Linked DNA regions of Mus musculus: region 2 is linked to region 1. The links are chromatin contacts, found by Hi-C or POLR2A ChIA-PET in ENCODE. All regions are on one chromosome and are shown on one strand. The core of a region is the stretch at or near the end of the contact, and the rest is flanking DNA. Distances in the headings are between cores, read along the strand shown.

The links. A loop is a pair of places that touch in the nucleus more often than their neighbours do. ChIA-PET counts read pairs that join two places held with the same protein, here RNA polymerase II (POLR2A).
Region 2: a map of heart shows a loop between it and region 1 (2.7-fold over the local background). The contact joins the promoter of Tecpr1 here to the promoter of Lmtk2 in region 1. A Hi-C loop is called at or near these places in 1 of 37 maps with a recorded cell type or tissue (heart). POLR2A ChIA-PET finds 5 or more read pairs at or near these places in 1 of 5 experiments (embryonic stem cell).

Annotation. Positions count from the first base shown.
Region 1 is chr5:144,098,869-144,102,292 of GRCm38, reverse strand. It overlaps Lmtk2 (lemur tyrosine kinase 2), which reads right to left and starts at 1,932. Exons shown (of 14, transcript NM_001081109.2): 1 at 1,517-1,932. The coding sequence starts at 1,619.
Region 2 is chr5:144,222,013-144,225,058 of GRCm38, reverse strand. Tecpr1 (tectonin beta-propeller repeat containing 1) reads left to right here and starts at 1,444. Exons shown (of 25, transcript NM_027410.2): 1 at 1,444-1,564.

The DNA of each region.
Region 1 (3,424 bases), core at 683-3,182:
ACACTGTATCCACTGTGCTACCTAGTGTTAATTTTCTATTTAAATGTCAATATCCTTACATAGCAACATCACTACCTTTCTATATAATCTTTCCCAGCTTCCCCGGTATTTTCTGCAATGTCCACTCTCATCCTGGTTGACTATCGACTTCTGTCAACATTCAGTTATCTTATCCACTGACTCAGAACACTCAAGTCACCAAAAAGACTTGATTCCGAGGCGATAGCACAAACACAGTGCTACATTATATAGTGTAAGCACACCACTTAATACTCAACTGAAGGGCACTCAATAGCATATAACCTAGGGTAGTTCTGGAAGCCATTACACCTCTTTCATTGTAGATTTTTTTGAAACTCCCATATTGACCGGAGGCAGTTCTGCCCTTAAACCTTGACCTCAGGTGCGTTCCAGAGACAGTTAAGACTTTAAGTAAACTGGGAGGTGGGTGTAGAATCACAAGACAAGGTGAATCAAAGACCTAAGTTTGAATCTAACTACAACTTGGCTGTGTCACCTTGAGTATATCTTTTGATCACCAGGGTTCCAGGATCCTCAAAGCAAAAGATGAAGAAATTGGACTAAATTATCTTTAAGCTTTCTTCCAACCTCTAAAGTTCTTTGAAATGTCAATACCTCCCCCTTCGTTGAAAAAAAAAAAGAAAGAAAGAAAGAAAGCCGTAATGATGGAAAGTTAGCCTAGATTTGTTTTTTTTTCTTAAAATTTCTGAGATGGTTTCTTTGGCTGAAGTTTTATTTATAAACTCCAAATCAAAACTATATGCAGAAAATACAGAAGGGCTGAGAGCTTGAAAAGAGAATCACTCGCTGAAATAGTTCAATTACCCTCAGGCCAATTTGTCAGTGGATACGCAAAAGCTGCTATGCTACTCCAGTCACTAGCTTCCTAAAACAAAATTATGTATCGTTTGTTCCTTTCTCATCCCCAGCGACTCATTCCGAAAAAATAAATAAATAAACAGATAAATAAACCAATAGCCCAACAACCACAGCATCTAAAATCAATTTACAACTTTAGAACAAGTTTCGGTGAGCCAAGGAAACTGCACAGCTTCCGCGAGTCATTGGTTTCATTTAAGGAATGACGAGAAATAAGAAACGGTTCTTATAATAAGACGGGAGAAAAGCCACCAGAGGCAGGTGACATCTGGAAGAAGAAAAAAAAAAAAAAGGAAGTGTCGAGGACAGAAGCTGGAGGTACCTTTAGGGCAACAAGTTTAAGAGTCCGGGAAAAAGAGTCCCCCGGGAGGTAGGGGAACCCATCGCTGCCACCTCGCCCCGCCGTCTTCCCCAACCCCCACCGTGTCGCCGCGCCCCCGCCCCCCATCCCACGCCCCTGCGGCAAGAAATCTCCCTGAGATCGCGGGCATCCCGCGGCCTCCTGCCCTCGGCAGGCCTCCGATCCGCCGCAGAGGTGGCCCAACCCCGCAAGCCCGCCGCCCTCGCCGCCGCCCCGCAAGACGCAGCGGCCCCGCAGCCCCCGGGCTCCGCTCACCTGCACCTGTTTGCGGAAGTGGCGCGGCCCGGGCACAGCCGACCGTCAGGAGCAGGAGCAGCAGGAGCATCGGCGGCGGCGGCGACGCCGGCGGCCCCGGCATCTCGTCCACCGCGCGGTCCCCCACGGGGCCGGCTCTCGGGTCGCCGCCTTCAGTCAGTCGGTCAGCCCTCCGCGCCGCCTCAGCGACACCGGCGCCGGCTGCTTCGGGACACACGTCTCTTTAGCCAAACGTCAACCTTGTTCCTGGTCTGCATCCGCCGCTCTGGCCTCGGAGCCAGCATCATCCTTCCCGCCCGTCAGCGCCGCCACCGCCGCCGCCGCCGCCCCTCAACAGCAGCAACGGCGCCCAGCCTGCGGAGCCGCGGGCCCAGGCAGCCGCGCTCCCGCCGCCATGATGGGCTGCGTCATGTGACGTAGAGCTGAGGCGGGATGCCGGGACCGACACCTGGACCAGCCAATCGTCAATCCATACTGACTCCGGGAGCCCCACCCTCTCAGCCATAGGCGGCAAGGTGGCGATCGGTGCGCCCCCTGCAGACAGAGGAATGAGGCGTGGGCAGCAGGTAACATCGACAATTATTTTAGGAAGATATAAAGAAGTCCATAATAACCCACATAATTTAATCTGGGACTTTTGTCTCTCTTTCTCCTACTTTTTATTTTTCTTTTCTAATTTTTACCAACATGGTTCTCGGTATTTTATCCCCGGTTTTACTTTCTTCATTTTCACTTATCAGAACTTTCTTAGCCTCTTCTTCTTAGGCTGACCCTCATATCAGATAAGCTCTTGAGGAAACGTTGAAATTTTTAAAAATTTTAATTGATCAAGCACAGAATGTTTCTGACTTCACTTACTGACGTAGCAGTGAGCTCAAGCCAGCTCCTCTGCCAAGACAGCCAGCCCTTCCTGCCCCCTCTTGTTCACCTGGCAGATGCGCATCCTTTCATTCGTCAAGACACACCTGGAATATGTATGACTTCATCGATGGCTTCACCCCAATCCCACAAATAACTGAGCATCCACAGCCCCGACCTAGCCCAGCCCTGGGCCGACTGTCATGTTTTATTGTTCCTGTGACTGTAAACCCCTTGAGGACAGCAGCCCTGTCTTGAGTCACCTTGGAGCTCCTCCTGGGTGTTCTCTACTGGAACTGTGCTAGGTGTTGGTGATGGGTGTGAGGAGGGAGCAACTTCCAGGTGAGGTAGAAGATGTCTCAAATGCAATGAAGAGATTGCTTGCCTTGCAAGCTTGAGGGCCTGAATTTGATCCCCAAGAAATCCACATAAAGAAAATCTAACCTTAGTGGACAATGCTTGCTGAAGAGGCAGAAAAAAAGATGGCTCGTAGGACTCGCTGACAAGCCAGACAAACTTGCTAGGTAAGTTTCGGGCCAATAAGAGACCCTGCCTCAAAAACAAAAAGTGGACCCTGACCCCGAGGAAAGACACTCTTCTGGCCTTCACACACACACACACACACACACACACACACACATACATACACAGGGACAGGTGGAGAAAATGCACACACATAAACAAATCACATGCAAACACAAGCAACACATACATCCATGCACACAACACATACATCCATGCACACAACACATACATCCATGCACACATAATAGAAAGGGAGAAAGTGTTTGACTGTAACACAGCTCTGAGCCCCTTCCTTGGGGTTGGGGAGACCACCTTTGCTGACTCTGGGAGTCCAATTTGTGAATAAAAACACCTGAAGAGCTGCCTTGCATCTTATCAGGTGGAACTTTAGCAACTTGCAAGCCCAGAGCTTCACCTGGTTTCCAAACTCCCTCCAAAAACCCATTGTAAACACTTAGCTGTCCGTGGTGCTAACTGACTCAGCCCGGGGCACAGGATGTCTAGGGAATATGTCTGGTGTTGATC
Region 2 (3,046 bases), core at 195-2,694, 120 kb before region 1:
TAACCTGAGCTACATCGTGAATTCCATCCCAGCTTGAGTAATTCAGTGAGACCCTGTGTCAAACCAACCAACCAACCAGGCAAGTCAGCAAGATGGCTCAGAGGGTAAAGACACTCACCTGAAAACCTGAACTCAATTGAATATGGATTCTCGCTTCACAATAGAACTAGACAACCAATTCCAATAAGTTGTCCTCTGACCAAAGACAGAGAGACAGACACACATACACTAAATAAATGTTGTAAGGAGAGAAAAAAAAAAGACCCCCTAAAACTAACGAGGGGCTGGAGAGATGGCTCAGACATTAAGAACACCTGCTCTGCAGTGAGGACCAGAATCAGATCCAGCGTCCTCTTAACACACCAGGTGTCCCTGCAAATGACTTAACCTTAACCCCAAGGTGAGCAGAAACCAGGGGGTGTCAGGGGGTTGCTGGATTCCAGCCTAATGAAGACAGTAGGCAACCTTGCCTCAGAACAGGCAGAATAGCAGCAGAGAGCACCCGGTGGATGCCCTCTTCAGGCCTGTGTGGGTTATATACAGGTACACACACCCCTACACACAACACATACATCTGCTTATACTCTCACACATAAACAAATCAAAATCTAAAACACACTAATTAAAAAAAATAATACAGAATTTACCGGTGAGGTGGCTCAGTAGGTAAAGGCTGAGAAGCCTGAAGTACTGAGTTCGAACCCTGGGACCCACACGGTGGTAGGAAAAAAACCAACTTTAGAAAGCTGTCCTCTGATCTCTGCACCTAGCGCATTGCGCACGTGCACACAGGAACACACATACAAATAAATATTTTTTTAAAAACTAAAAAGTTAATAAGAGGCTAGAGAGATGGCTCAGCAGTTAAGAGCACTAACCCGGGGACCCGGTGTCAATACCCAGCATCCACATGGGAGCTCACAACTGTGACTCCAGTACCAGGGGATCTGACAACGTCACACGGACATGAATGCAGGCAAAAGAAGGCAAACTGCACAAGGCACATAAGAATAAATAAATCTTTAAACAAGAAATGAAGAATTAGAAATGACGACTATCCTTTCTTATGAAGGCTGGAAAACAGACTCCTGTGTCAACTAAAGAAATCCAACCCTGAAAAAACCTGACTCCGCTTCGGGAGCGGTGCAGGCCGGTGTAGACGAGAAGTGCTTCAGGCAAGAAGGAGGGACGTGCCGGAGAAGGTTGGAGCGCAGGAAGCAGGCATGTGAGGACGCGCTGGGACCCGCGGAGTCCTGAGAGGGGACGTAGCAACCCGCTCCTTTCCTCCCGACTAGCACAGAGCGCCGCTGGCTAGCGGGACCCGGCGCGACCTCGAGAGTGCGCACGCGCGCCACCCCGAGCCGGAGAAATTGCGGCTGAGCGCAGCAGCCAATCGTGAGCTTCCAGGCAGTTGCGTCACTCCGAATCTGGCCGATCAACGCTGAGTTGATTATTGCTTCCGGCCCGCCCTCTAGCCTGAGGCCGGGGGAGGGCCGGACTGTAGCTAAAACCGAGGAGTACAGAAGCCTCCGCTGGGAACCCGCCCCACCGGGCGTGGGCACAGGTAAGTGCGGCGCGATGTCCCCGTAACATCGGTGACAAGGGCCGTGGAGACTCCGATCGATGTTATTTGGGTGGCACAGAGCAGAGGTGCTCCCAGTTTTCCGATCCCTCTCCTCCATTGGCTGCGTTAACTGGGACGATCGAGGGAGGGAGAGGGGACTGTACTTGTGTTCTCTGCTGCACACCTACAGGGCACCACCCCTACCCCTGCTTTGGAACCCCTAAATGTCTGCTCGTGAACCCGCTTCATAGCATGACCCCCATTGCAGCCTTTGCAGCCTTAGGACTGCAGAGATTTGAAGACGCCGATCGCCGAGCCTGCATGATTTTAGAGAAATGGAACATCCAGGAGCCTGTCTGTAGCCTTTCTTCTCCCTTGACGTTGGGAGCAAATCTGCTTGCTTTAGGATTAGTGTAGGCAGATGGTCACAGCCCTACAGCTCCGACATATGCTCCTGGTGACAGTGCAGGGGACCCACCTGTCGCCCAAGTGCAGGAACTGGGATCAAAGCCAGGTCGCTTCCTGCCGGCTGGGGCTGGGCCCGACTCTATTTACTCTCCAGGAAGGGCCCCCACTCCCATACAAGCTCTGATATTTCCTGTCTTCTTTTTTAACCCTAACATCACCTTGGAGTGGTCCCTGCGCTTGGCAGCCAGGAAACAACTTTAATAGCCAGTGCACATCAGACAGGAGTGAGGGTGTAATAGAAAAACCAGAAGAAGTCTTGCAGCCTGAAGACAGATTCCGCAGAAGTAAACGTTTTGTGGCTTCTGTGTGCTGTGTTGTGGCCTCAAGAGCATCTACTGCCCACTGCTTGCTCTGCTTTTTGTTTGTTTGTTTGTTTGTTTGTTTGTTTTTATGTATATGAGTACACTGTAGCTGTACAGATGGTTGTGAGCCACCATGTGGTTGCTGGGATTTTGAATTCAGGACCTTCGGAAGAGCAGTCAGTGCTCTTAACCACTGAGCCATTTCTCCAGCCCTGTTTTCTTGTTGTTGCTGTTGTTTTTGTTTTTAATTTCTTTGTGTGTGCAGATGCACAAGCGGCTGTGGAAGTCAGAGGTCAACCTGCACCATCCACTTTGTTTTTTTAAAGCTGGGATTTCTCACTAGCCCGGGGCCCACTAATTAGGCTAGGCTAACCAACCAGGAAACCCCAGGGATCCATCCACCTCTTCAGCTCTAGGGTTATAAGCAAGTGCCATTGTGGCTCACTTACAAGTATTTTTACAGTTTAGTGTGTGTGTTTTGCGTGTGTGCGCACACGCATGCGTGCGTGGCTCATGGGTGGAGATAAGAAGACAGCTTGCTGGAATGTGTGCTCTCCTTCCATCAGGTGGATCCCAGGGACCGAACTTAGGTTGATCAGCTCCGCAGCCACTATCTTCACCCGATCAGCCATGTAGCTGACCATGCCCCCATACTCACTTAAAAAGAAAAACAACAACAAAAAACATGGGTTAAACTTGGGTCCTCCTTCTT